Linked DNA regions of Homo sapiens: region 2 is linked to region 1. The links are chromatin contacts, found by Hi-C or POLR2A ChIA-PET in ENCODE. All regions are on one chromosome and are shown on one strand. Each heading gives the region's core, a stretch centred on a gene start or an enhancer-like site at or near the end of the contact. The rest is flanking DNA. Distances are from core to core; before and after follow the strand shown. Region 1 holds the start of NAP1L4 (nucleosome assembly protein 1 like 4). Region 2 overlaps PPFIBP2 (PPFIB scaffold protein 2).

Region 1 (6,319 bases), core at 1,934-4,433:
AAATTCAGCTGAGGCCAGGTAACAGCAGTTTCCTGCAGAGATCAGCTACTTCCTATCACCATAGTGGTCGAAGAATCAAACGAAGTAATATCAGATTTCTACTCTGGAAGCCTAAAACACTTTTCCCTTTAAGCAAAAAAGCAAGCATTCCTTAGCTAGCAATCTCAGGCCAAACTCCCAACAAGCTCATCTCTGCTGTCTTATTCAAATATAAACCATCATGGTTTCAAGCAGTAACAGCACTCGCCTATTTCACACAGCTGACGCCTCTTAGGCCGTCAGGAATTTAAATCACCTTCTTGCCCACAAAGTATTTTTCTTCCAAAACAAACTGAAAAATATAGGCTCTTTGGCAACATTTTTGGAAGTACAACATAAACTTATCACAATAATTTTTAAACTGCAGACAACTAAAGGGAAGGAAGAAAAGCACTACTATATATACATACATATTTGAGGTCACCTCCTCCTGATGCTAGAGACTATCAACTGCTCAAAAGAAGGAAAACAAAATAAAGATTTCAGTCCCCACACTTAGCTGCGAATAGCTAACAAAGGGAATTAACATGCGGTCAATAACAAGAGGCTACTAAAAACTCTGACAGGTTAGGAAGTTTTCATTTCAGTTTCAAATTCAAATTCATACTGTAAAGTGGTGATGAACACATCCCATCCGCAGGTACTTAACCTCCATACAAATAAGAACTACCTCTCATATGGGCAAAAAGATCAAAATTCTACAGAAGAATCTGATGGCTAAATGGCTAATTTGCAAAACACAATGCCCTGTACATTTTGAGGACATCCTAAAACATGTGTAAACTTTTCAGAATTCAGTTTACCAAAGTTATCAAACTTAAAAATGATTAAAATTTATTTGCTACTGCAAAGAATTCAACCAATTTCTCCAATGACTACTCCATATTCATTTTGAAAAACAGTACCGGATTTAAAGCTTACACAACAAAATTCACAAAAGTGTTATATGTGCCTATATGACATATAGGCACAAATAACTGCAGACATTCTGAAGCTAACACTGCTCAACCAGGAAAAAAAAAAGACTGCAATTGGATATGTAATAACAGCTATTTAAGACGGCAGTAACGTGTTAAAATGGTTCATAAAAATCACATCATAAGGCCCTGAAATTCTAGTAAAAATATCTCTAAGTAAACTTGTGAACTACTACTAAATAACTAATTTTCTCTCTCTCTGTAGTCACTCATTTTATCTTTGGATTACTTTCCCATTCTATCACCACGTTGCTTTCTCTGAACTTCATTTTACATTTGCATATTATTTATTCCATTAGCAATTGCTCATCCCAGTCTGAATCTCAAAATTCTACTATAGGAGGCATTTGGCATTCTGTGGAATAAGAGAATTTTGAGATGGAAATGATCAACCAGCTCAAAACCTCGTAAGCTAGAGTTCAGTTAAGCTTAGCACAATGATGAAAACAATTTCTCATTAAAACTTCTTTCATTCCCTCTACAGAAGCAGTAACCCTGGGTACAGTTAAAACTGCCTGGGTCTTTAAGCTTTGTCACCTCGGACAAGTCATTATACCTAACCTCCCAGGGCCTCAGCTTCCAGAGTAGTTAAATGGAAAAACAATAGCATCTATCTCAGGTTATTAGATTATGAAATGAGTTAACACACGCAAACAGGCTGAAAGAGTCCCTGGTGCGCAGTGCAGGTATTAGTCATTTAGAGGTATAGTTACTATTACAGGAAGGTAGTAACTTAGAAAGACTTACCTTTAAGGTCCAACAACCTAATCTACATATTTGTATATTTCTAAGGTAAGAGAATTTTTAAAAGTCTATTTTCACCCCGTAAACCTAATGCAGGAGGATAAGGCACGGGTTACTACAGGAAAAAGTAATGCAGACTGGGGGATGCGAACCAAAGCACAGACGAATGTGCCCCGACGATTCCTCCGAGAACATAATGAAATGGCGGACCTTCCTGCCAGAGGAGCGCACAGTCACCCAGGCAGGTGATGTGACACACACGTTAGGGTCTAAAGGTCCCAAGGCTGGAGTCCCCTTTACTGGACCCTAAACATGTCTGCCTCCTGCCCCGCAATCAGACTTAGAGAACTGTGGACGGTGGAAAGTCTTATCATGACCAGGCCATCCTTCGCTGGGGTGAACGGAAAGCATTCAGAAGGGGAAAATTGAAAACAACAAAGACTCTGGTCAGGTCAAAAAATACAAATGTGACCTCTTCCACCATCTCTGAACTGAAAGAAAAGCATGGCACTTTCCCATCCATAACATGTACAATTTTTTTTTTTGGAGATTTTGCTTTTCCCTTGTGAAAGACGGTTTTAAATAGTAAACAGACTTGCTGCCCACCTTGGCTGGGAAACCAAGTCCCGTGAGTAACTAGTCTAAGGCCACTCAGGCCAGTCCTCGGGGAGCGCACGCCGCCCAGCTCGCTCCCACCGCACAGCTCCCAACAGCTAAGAAGCAACGCCAAGGACTTTCTTCCCCGTCAGACATGCCCTCGGCCACACCAAACTGACATCAAAACCCCAGTTAGCCCAGCCTGACCCCACAGAGGCTCACGATGACAACCGCCCTACGGAAAAACTCAAATTCCTAAACATCTAATAAAGAAGTCCTGGACGTCTCCACCTTAAAAACGGGAAGCCTGAACGCTCCGGCGCGCCCGGCCGTGTAACCGCCACAGCCCCCGCACGCGGGGCGGGCTGGGCTAGCGGGAGATTTGAGCGGCCGCCGCCTCTCGCCGTCTTCGCCTCCTCCAAGGGGCCGCCGCCCAGGAGGCCGCCCGCGGCGCAGAACAAAGCGCCTTGACCTTCAGTGAGGCGGGCAGCCGGGCGAGGCGCGCCGGGAGTTGGGAGGGGCCTCCCGCCAGCGCCCCAGGCCCGGGCTCCAGGCCCCAAGCCCCAGGCCCCGCCGCGGCCGCCGCTGCCTGCCCCGACCAGAACGCGGCCCCGCCCCTGCCCCACCGCCCCGAGGCTTCCAGAGATGGCCGCCGCCGCGCCCGCGCCGGACCCGCGGCCCCACCCGCCCGTCCGGGCCCGGCCGCCCTCCCCAGCGCGCCGTTACCGGCCCAGCACCCGTGTCTCCGCACCTCACGCCTCCTGCGGCAGTGGCGGCGACCCTAGCTTCGCTCGCTTTGGGGCTGCGCCGCCGTGGCCTCCAACAACGCCGGCTCCCATTGGCCGAGGCTCCTAGCTCCTCTCTCCGCGAGCAAGACAGGCTGCGATTCGCCGAGCGCGGCGCAAGTCAACTGCGCTTCGCGCCGCAGTCAGCAACCAATCACAAGCCTCCGAAGAAACGCCGCGCCATATGCAAATATTCCTCCGCGCGGCGCGCGCCCTGCGTTCCTCCGCCTCTTTAAATGGGGCGGGGCAAGGTGGAGACCGCGTGTGTGGTTCCGGGGGGTCCCGGGTCCCCGCTCCCGGGACCTTCCCCGGGTGGCACCACATCCTCGCGGGACACTGGGCACCACCCCTCTCCGTGGGCCCCGGCCCCAGCCGTCTTTATCTCCTGCGCCCTCCCAGTTCCCTAGTTCAATCCCGTCCGCGGCGGGTCGGTGCCTCCAGCACTCCGTGCGCCCGCTGATGTGAGAACCCCACCTCCCATGTCGTCCCCTCGCGCTACTCCTTGAGAACATCGCGGAGGGCCCCTCCGCCTGGGAGCCGTTTTCAACCAGCCCCGTTAGTGGTTGGGACGTAAGCCTAACCCCCGCTCATCCCCCAGGTCCCAGGTTGGAGAACACTTCCTCTGCGAAGAGGTCGGGGCTGGGTCACCTCCGCGGACAGGACGGGACTAGCCACTGCCTGCATCTCTTCCCCCACGCCCTGAGCCCCGCAGTGTCCCAGCAGCCTAGTTCTGGCCTGCGGGAGACCCTGTCGGACAAGGAGGAAAAGCAGTGCGCACTGGGCCCTCAGATCAGCCCCCTGAAGCAGAGCAGGGCAGAGGGCTGGGGAGGAGCTGGCCTGTTTCGCCCGCCCTGTTCTCCCTCTCATGGTGCCCTCTGGGCTGGGGTGAAGGTACCAGCCCCAGCCTGTGCACATCACATTTTGTAGAAAGGCATCCAATTTGATTGGAAAATAACCCCTACGCTGGGACTTTTGAGGCTGGTTCATTTCCATGTTCAACCGTGCCATTGGGGGTCTTCAAGTCTAATGTGCATTTTTTTCAGAAACGTTCTCTTTTGGGATGACGTTACTTTTGAAACAATTGCTAATTATTATTATTATTAGCAAGTTATTCCTGTAATGGGGAAAATTTGAAACCATTTAAAGGCTCCTGGTTGAGGGATTAAGAACATAGCGTCGGTTATAAACCTCAGAGGTAAGCTGGGAGGCTGAGGCAGGAGGATTCCTTGAGCCCAGAAATTCAAGTCCAGCCTGGGCAACATAGTGAAACCTCATCTCTAAAAAGAAATTAATGCGGAGCGCCGTGGCTCAGGCCTGTAAACCCAGCACTCTGGGAGGCAGAGGCAACAAGTCCAGCCTGGGCAACATAGAGCACCCTTCCCCTGCTCCAAAAACAACAACAACAAAAAATTACCCAGGCGTGGTGGCTCAGGCCTGTAATACCAGCTACTTGGGAGGCTGAGGTGGGAGAATTACCTGAGCCCGTGAGGTCAAGGCTGCAGTGAGCAGAGATTGGGCCACTGCACTCCAGCCTGGGTAACCAGAGGGGGACATTGTCTCAAAAAGACAAAAAAAAGGCCGGGCGCGGTGGCTCAAGCCTGTAATCCCAGCACTTTGGGAGGCCGAGGTGGGCCGATCACGATGTCAGGAGATCGAGACCATCCTGGCTAACACGGTGAAACCCCGTCTCTACTAAAAATACAAAAAAATTAGCCGTGCATTGTGGCGGACGCCCTAGTCCCAGCTACTCGGGAGGCTGAGGCAGGAGAATGGCGTGAACCCGGGAGGCGGAGCTTACAGTGTGAGCCGAGATCGCACCACTGCACTCCAGCCTGGGCGACAGAGCGAGACTCCATCTCAAAAAATAAAAAATAAAAAAAAAACTAATTAAAACAAAAAACATAAAAACCCCTCAGAGGTGACCGGTGCATGGCTGAGGCCTGACCCACACAGCGTGCTCAGTCCTGTCTGGCCATCTGTGTTTTAGGAGAGGGTGTGTGTGCTCTCAATTCCTATTTTACTTATTTAGACTTTCAGACTTTTCTACAAAGGTCATGCTTTATGCTTTGCGGAAGCATAAACAATGATAGAAATGACACAAGAACCTGGGCATTTGAAGTTTGGAGGGTCCTTCCTCCCATCTAATAAAGTCTCAAGACCATTTGCAGTAATGGGATCCCCCTGCTCCTGGATGTTGGGGTTGGTGGGGGTGGCATCCGGGTGGGTGGATCCTCTGAGGGAGCTGGGCCTTGGGGCTGGGGGCAGCTGGACCTGCTCCCTGGGAGATCTGCTGGAACTGGAATGATTGTGGTGGTGGTGTTTTTCTCTTGGTGGTTGGTGGTTTCTCTCCTTGGAAGATTCTCATTTGGAAATAGAGTCTTCACAGATGCAATTAGGTAATGAGGTCGAGTGGGCAGATTGCTTGAGCCCAAGAGTTCGAGACCAGCCTGGGCAACATGATGAGATCCCATCTCTACCAAATATCTAAAAATTAGCTAGGCATGGTGGTGCATCTATAGTCCCAGCTGCTTGAGAGGCTGAGGTGGGAGGATCACTTGTGCCTGGGATTTAGAGGCTGCAGTGAGCTGTGATCATGCCACTGCACTCCAGCCTGGGTGACAGAGCAAGACCAAGACCCTGTGTCAAAACAAAGAAGTCCCCAGATGACACTGACATGCAGCCAGAGCTGAGGGCCACTGGGATCAGGACTCCCAGGGTAGCTGGCGCTTGGTGAGTTTCATTCCTGTTTTCCCAGCGCTGCCTCTGCCAGGCCTCAGGCATGAGCCCACCTGTCTACAACCCCTCTGCTGCCTCAGCCTCCTCCAACCTGGAGATCAAGAGTCCCCTCCAGAGGCTACCTTGCCTGTAGTTCTGCTCTTGGCTGCCTTGTCCTCACTGAGGCTCCGGGAGACAGTCCCGGACAGACACCACGTGTTTCTTCTTCACATTGCCAGCACCCGGAAAAGTGCCTGGCACTTGGCGAGCTGTGCCCTTACCTGGGCGCTACTGACAATGGCTACACCTTGGCCTGGAAGTAGAGGCAGCAATCACTGCCCCATTCAACAGAGGAGAAAACAGAGAAACCCCTCTAACGCCCCCAGCTAAGTGGCTCTGGCCCTGGAGGGGGCGGCCATGCCCTTCACCTGTGGTGGGGGCGCTACTCCTCAAAAGACCTCG
Region 2 (6,748 bases), core at 2,828-5,327, 4.5 Mb after region 1:
CCATGTTTGAGGCCTCCCAAAATCCATTTCCCCAGCGGTGTCTTCTCTGTCAGGTACCTGCCCCTGGGATGGCCCCTGAGCCTCATAACTCGGCCTGTTCACTGTTCCTAAGCAGGTCACCTTGTGACCCTCGTGGAATGGCTGAGGAAGGAACCGAGGGGCTGTAAGAGTGGCCGTGTGATCCCTAGGAAACCTTCAGCTCTGGAAGGCCCTGTGGCCCTAACCTTGCCCTGTTTTGTCAGGTACTGCTAGAGAGACGCAGAAAACCTGGAGCATGTGTGCTGTTTGAGCTGCTGTATCCCAGGGTCTGCCACTTTGGGGGCTACCTGCAAGAGATTTGGCAACTTCTCAAAGGAACTCAACATCATGGTTGTTGTTTTTTTAACCCTGATCCCAACATTTAGGCCCTGATGAAGGGTCTTGGCCAAATCCATCTTCTGGAATAGTACAGTTGGGAACATGTTCTCTGATGTGGAGAGGCAGAGTGTTACATACTTACTGGGCCAGGCACTGAGGTGGGTAGTTTATTCTGTCCTCTTTCTTAACCCTCTGACTAACCCTGTGTAAGGCAGATATTATATCCATTACATAGTAACCTGAGAGGTTAATGTCCATATTACCCAAGGCAAAAAACGAATCCAGCTCATAAGTAGTGGAGCAAGGATTTAAGCCCAAATCTGTCTGACTTTGCTATGGTCTGAATGTTTATGTCTCCTAAAAATTCATATGTTGCAATATAATCCCCAAAGTGATGGTATTAGGAGGTGGGGCCTTGGGAGGTGATTAGGTCATGAGAGTGGAGCCCTCATGCTTGAGATTGGTTCCTTTATAAAGAGGCCCCAGAGAACTAGCTGGTTTCTTCCACCATGTGAGGACATAGCTGGAAGGCACCATCTGTGAACCAAGAAGCAATCCTGCTCCAGACACTGACTCTGCTGGTGCCTTGATCCTGGGCTTCCCAGCCTCCATAGCTGTGAGAAATACATTTCCATTGTTTGTGAGCTACCTTCCCAATTTATGGTAATTTTGTTAAAACAGCCTGGACAGACTAAGACAAAGCTTGGGCTCTTTCTGCTGCATGCTGCTCCTCTCTTTCTTCAGGGGAAGAAGCACCTCACTTGGGAAGAAAGGAGCCTCAGAAGGCTTGAGGCTGGGGGTATGGGGACCCAGCGTCTATACTACCCCTTCTGTGGCCATTTGGAGTCACATAGACCTCTGTAATTTTCACTTTTTCCTTTGATTCTGAGGAACTGTTTGGGTATCTTCTATAGGGGAATAAAGACTCTGCTTTATGGAAAGGAAGAGCTGAGAAAGATGGGAGAGAGGTCCCAGGAGATCATTAGACCTTCCCACTCCCCTGGAGTCCAGCTAACAAACTTCCAGGAGCAAAACCACTTGGGCCTGCAGGGAAGGGGCTACCTAGTACAGTGTCATTCTCCAGCAGGCCTGTCTTTGGCCTGCAGGAACACTTGTGCAAGTGGGGGATTCCTAGATCACTTTTCTTGGGAAAGTCCCTAAACCACTTTCTGGCCTCTGAACTCTTAGGGGAGGGAAGTGATCCAAGTGGCAAATATCTTGTGACTGGCAAGCCAAGGTTAGGGACCAACCCTTCCCCTGCCTCCCCACATGCTGGAGCTTTTGAACTGAGTTGAAGATAGCTGGGCCCAGGGCTCTTGGCCCTTGAATGCAGCTTGACATCTGGTCAGGCTGCAGGATCTTAGGGTTTCCTCTTTGTAGCATCCTAAAATCTGGCCTCACTAAATGGTCTCGGTCCAGAGGTGGGATTCGACTTAGAGCTGACTTACAAAGAATACAGATAAAGGAATATTGGGAACTGTGCTTACCTTGATGTGGTTTAAGGTCTGAGGATGTGAAGAAAGTCTCTCCTGGATTAAGAGGGAAGGGGAACACCAGTGGGTCAGGATAGAGGCCGACAGCCCTGGAGAGGAGGCTGCCTTCTTCCCATAACTTTCCCAGCTGCGTGTGTAGGATCAAATGGGGGTGTGTGTTAGTTTGCTTGGGCTGCCATAACAAAGTACTGGGGGGCTTACACAACAGAAATTTATTTTCTCACAATTATGGAGGCCAGAACTCTAAGATCAGGGTGTTGGCAGGGTTGGTTTCTTTTGGGGCCTCTCCTTGACTTTTATTTATTTTTTATTAATTTTTTTTTTCTTTTTGGAGATGGAGTCTCACTGTGTTGCCCATGCTGGAGCGCAGTGGCACGATCTTGGCTCACAGCATCCTCCACCTCCTGGGTTCAAGTGAATCTCCTGCTTCAACCTCCTGAGGAGCTGGGATTATAGGCATGTACTACCACACTTGGCTAGTTTTTGTGTGTGTGTTTTTAGTAGAGATGGGGTTTCACCATGTTGTCCAGGCTGGTCTTGAACTCTTGGCCTCAAGTGATCCACTCACCTCGGCCTCCCAAAGTGCTGGGATTATAGGCATTAGCCACCATGCCCAGCCTCTCCTTGACTTTTAGATGGCTGTCTTCTCCCTTTGTCTTCACATGGTCTTTCCTCTGTACCCATGTGTCCTAATCTGCTCTGCTTTTAAGTACACCACCTATTGGATTAGGGCCCACCCTAATTATCTCATTGGAATGTAATTACCTCTTTCAAGACCTTATTTCCAAATATAGTCACATTCTGAGGTACTGGGGGTTAGGACTTCAACATAAGAATTTTGAGGGTGTGGGTACAATTCAGCTCATAACAGGGTGTTTCCAAAATCCTCATTGAACAAGGCTCAGTGTCATGGTGAAGCATGGAGAGGCACTTACTACTGATCCTGCCAACCTTGGGACCAGGAGAGGATGGTGGACCCAGCTAGCTAGTGGAGGAAGCCTGACTGGCCTCGTCCAAAGGCTCAGCTCCAGGCCGAGCTGTTTACTTGTAGTCAGGCTCTCTGGCAGCAGTAGTTTCTGTGCAGTGTCTTCATCTGGCTCCCGTGTGGCCCTCGGAACTCCAGTGAACACAGAGCTGCTAATACCCTCCAGCCCAGGCCTTCGGGGGAAGCCTCCTTCTCCTCTGATGGAGGCAGAGGCCAGGCTGTTGTTGACAGTGCACACAGGCCTGTCTTTAAAGAAATTCTTTGGTCTTCTACTGACTTAACTTTTTTTATTGCAAGGGGAAAAGCATTGCATTGAATCAAAATTAAACTGTTCAACAAATGTTGAAATGAAGGCTCAAATTACAGAATACATTTTGATTAATTCAATTAGTGTTTACCTCCAGCCTGCCAAATTCTGGGGCCTATTCCTCAGCAGGCAGCCAGGGAGGCTCGTAGGAGGGAGTTGGCTATAGGCAAAAGTTACGCACGCTCCAGCTAATAGAGAAAACTTACCAATTCATATCTGTTTTTTTTTGTTGTTGTTGCTTAGCATTCTAAAATAATGGAATAGGGAGAAGTGCCTGGTTTTATTATCTATTAGGGGAAGTGACATCCTTTTTTCTCATTGGTCCTTCAGGAATACAATTGCATCCATCAGTTATGTCTCTCACTCATGCCAGGCCCAAGCGTAAGTTCCCCTTATGGTAGAGACGCTTTCACCTCTGAATATCTGGCTGTAAGAGAGAAGGGACCCCAGGTGTGGAGAAAGTTCGATGAGAGAGGCTGTCATGGATAGCCCCCAATCCTTCTTTCAGAGTGCTGGCCAAGGTTACATGCCCAGCCTCCCTTCACTTTCCACTCAGGTACACAAACACTTAACATTTTGTGTCAACAAACATTTACTGAAGGTCCTGTGCCAGGTTCTTTGCTGGGCTCTGAGGATAGAAAGGTGAATGGAGCATACTCCTTGCTCTCTAGCAGTTAATCTAGACAGGGAGGCAGACACATTGAGAAATAATACAAATTATTATCATCTTCATAAATAATATAGACAGCTCTGACGATAAAGGTGTGTACCAGATATGACAGGAGCAGAGCTGAGGCATCCAGCACCTTCAGGGATGAGGGGTAATGGTGTTAGGAAAGGTTTTCTGGCAGTGGTCATTTGGATAAGGCCTTAGCATGGGTGGGATTTGAAAGTAGAGATGGAGAAAAGCACCCACGTAGAGGAAGTACAGAAAATGGGGTATTTCTGTATGCGAGGGTAGGACGTGGTCCAGTGAAGCTGGAACTCAGAGTGGTGAGGACTATAGCGGGGAAGGTTAACTGTATTAGAGGACTTTGGCAGAGCTGCAAAATGCAGCTTCTCTCCTGAAAGCACTGTGAAGCCGAGGAATGTTTGAGAGCAGAGGAGCATGTCATGAGCTCCATGGAACATGTCTTGCCTGCACAGGGAAAGAAAGACAGATTGCAGGGAAGTTGGCTAGAGGTAGAAAGCCCAGAGGAAGCAGCTTTTGCAATCTGGCTGAGAGATGATGAGGTTCTAAACTGTGGTGAGGTGAGAGGTAAGGAGAGTTTGGTGGAATGTTAGGACCTATTCAGGGAGTTTGAATGGCACTGTAGAAAGAGCACCAAATGAGTCATCAGGAACTTAGGTTCAAATCTCAGTTCTGCTGGAAGGGAAAGTAGAATTCTCTGCCCCCTGCCCTGAAAAGTCCACATCCCCAGGTGGTGGTTTGGTTTTTTGTGTTAGCCTGTTACTATAAAAAGAATTCAAATGTACACAGAAATAGAAATAGTAAAATGCATCCTCTTACCCATCATTTAGCTTAACCTCTTGCTTGTATTATTTTTTAGGGGGGCAATTTTTGAGATGAAGCTTTTTGGAAATATTCACTTTGAGGTTGCATTTGAAGCATTTCTCTGAATCTGTTTATGATCTGGTTGAGGCAATGAAATAATTTCACGTCCATTTGTTCCTCCCTGGAGGTAAATTGTGTGTATGCATGTGTGTTCTTTGCTGTAAGAAGGAAAATGAGGGTAGCTTCCCTTGAAGGGTAAGTTCTGGGGCTGAGGAGGCACATTGCCAACCGGGTCCTGTCAGGGGCATGAGGCTCTCTGTCTGCTGTGGGGGCAGGTGTGGTGTGGACAGGGGAGAGAATGGAGGTAAGGACTACCACAGGTCAGACACCCTTATCCATTCACTGGGAGGGGCTTGTTGCCCAGAGCTTAATTCACACTGACCAACCTGACAAGGCTGGTCCATAAGCCAGACACCAATTTAATTTACTCTGGCAGGCATTGTGCAGTGGCCACAACGCAAATGCCTGCTTTCCCAGACCGCCTTCCTGGCCTTACCCCACCTGGCAAAATGAATTACAGCATCATCCGCAGGTTGCTGGGGAGCCATGCTCTCAAATAGAAGGCACCATGTGCATTGCAGGTGCATCACTACAGGCCCTGATGGGACCTCATAGGCTCTTTCTGGTGCAGGCCACTTCCTTTGCCAAGGTGGCTCTAGGGAGAGGGGAGGATGGGCTGAGCTGCACATGCTCAGTTCCTTCTTTCATTTCCACCATCAGATACTGAGCTGTTTCCCAGGGGAGGAAATCCTGGAAAGAGAGGAAGTTAGTATCCTCCCATTGGGTCTTGCCCATGACAACATGAAGCAGAAACTAAATGGAGGTGGGAGCCCATGTCTCAGCCAAGATTCATTTCAACAGGCAGGGGTGGGGATGCTGTCATAGAGAAAACTTGCCTGAGCATTGAAAAATTAGTTTTGATGGACAGAGATTGGGGAAGGGGCCTTTAGTTGAGGAAACAGCATGACAAAGGCACAGTGGCATAAGGATGCTCTCTTGCGGCTGGGGTATCAGGAACCCAGGAGCAGGTCAGGCTCAGTGAGGAAGTGCGTCCAGCGTAGTGGTTAGGAACATAACCTTGGAGTTGGACTGCCTGAATTCAAATCTTATCTTTACTGCTTCCTGGATGTGTGATTTGACCAAGTCACTTAACCTCTCCAAGCTTCAGTTTCCTTATCTGTAGAATCGGGATAATAATAGTTATAAATATTGAGATATGAGATAAACATAAGAACTTAGCTCAGTGTAGAAGTGAGTGTTTAATAAATGGCAGCCATTATAACTACCATCATGAGAACAGGACATTTTCGGGCCGGCTCCAATTTGGATGCCAGCTCATGCGTTCAGACTGCTGTGGGAGAGGCCAGGTGTTACTCAGGTGAGAGGAGGTTCTCCAGTGCCCTGGTTCTGAATACCTGAACACAGTCTGGGCAGTAGGAGTGGAAAGGATGAGATGGAGAAGAGCATCCCTGCAAGGGGAGACCACAGAGACCTGGTGGCTCACACGGGAGGGGAGTAGGGTGGGGAAGCATGACAGGTGAATGCAGGCTGCATAGTTCAATGAGGGACCCGGAGAGCGCTTCTCCCAAATGCCAGAGGAGGAGAGTGTCACCACTGATGAGATGCCAAAGAAGGCACTAGAGCAAACGCTGACTGATGGCGAGTCTAAGCGCTTTACTCTGTTAACATTTAACCTTCACAACCACCCTTTCAGGTAGGCAGTTTTATTATTATCCTCATCTTAAAGATGAGAAACCCGAGGCACAGAGGTTAAGTGTCTTGCCCTGGGACATATAGTTTCTGAATCAGGGCTGTCACCGAGGCAGTCCAACCCCAGCCTGGGCTTTTAACCCCACCCTAGACCGCCTCTTAAGGAAATGGGAACACAAGCGGCTGGCTGGATGAGAGCATGGCACGGGTGCACACGGATGAGTGACGTCCCACCACTGGGGGTGTCAGAGAGCACGGGAGGTAGGCAGTGGGGCTCTGAGGCAAAGGGGAAACATGGAATAATAACAGTAGGGTGCAGGGTCAAAGGACATGTTCTAGAA

What was found. Hi-C counts contacts between places; a loop is a spot of excess contacts on that map. ChIA-PET counts read pairs that join two places held with the same protein, here RNA polymerase II (POLR2A). Pooled maps may share reads with other maps.
Region 2: a loop to region 1 is called in a pooled map, with 2.9 times the contacts of the local background. The contact joins the enhancer-like site here to the promoter of NAP1L4 in region 1. A Hi-C loop is called at or near these places in 1 of 37 single-sample maps with no recorded cell type and 1 of 50 pooled maps. POLR2A ChIA-PET finds 5 or more read pairs at or near these places in 1 of 52 experiments (GM12878).

Annotation. Positions count from the first base shown.
Region 1 is chr11:2,989,146-2,995,464 of GRCh38, forward strand. It overlaps NAP1L4 (nucleosome assembly protein 1 like 4), which reads right to left and starts at 3,184. Exons shown (of 16, transcript NM_005969.4): 1 at 3,109-3,184. RefSeq lists enhancers at 1,753-2,609, 3,154-3,448.
Region 2 is chr11:7,529,673-7,536,420 of GRCh38, forward strand. All of the region lies in intron 1 of PPFIBP2 (PPFIB scaffold protein 2), which reads left to right. The region is part of intron 1 of LOC124902806 (leucine-rich repeat extensin-like protein 5); the gene reads right to left. Among named protein-coding and RNA genes, the nearest start is that of PPFIBP2, 19 kb to the left of the region's middle. RefSeq lists an enhancer at 1,463-1,632. Within about 2 kb of position 4,078, at least 4 of the 41 ENCODE cell types and tissues checked have a DNase peak (open chromatin) inside an H3K27ac peak, as active enhancers do; they include GM12878, where a contact is called at or near this core.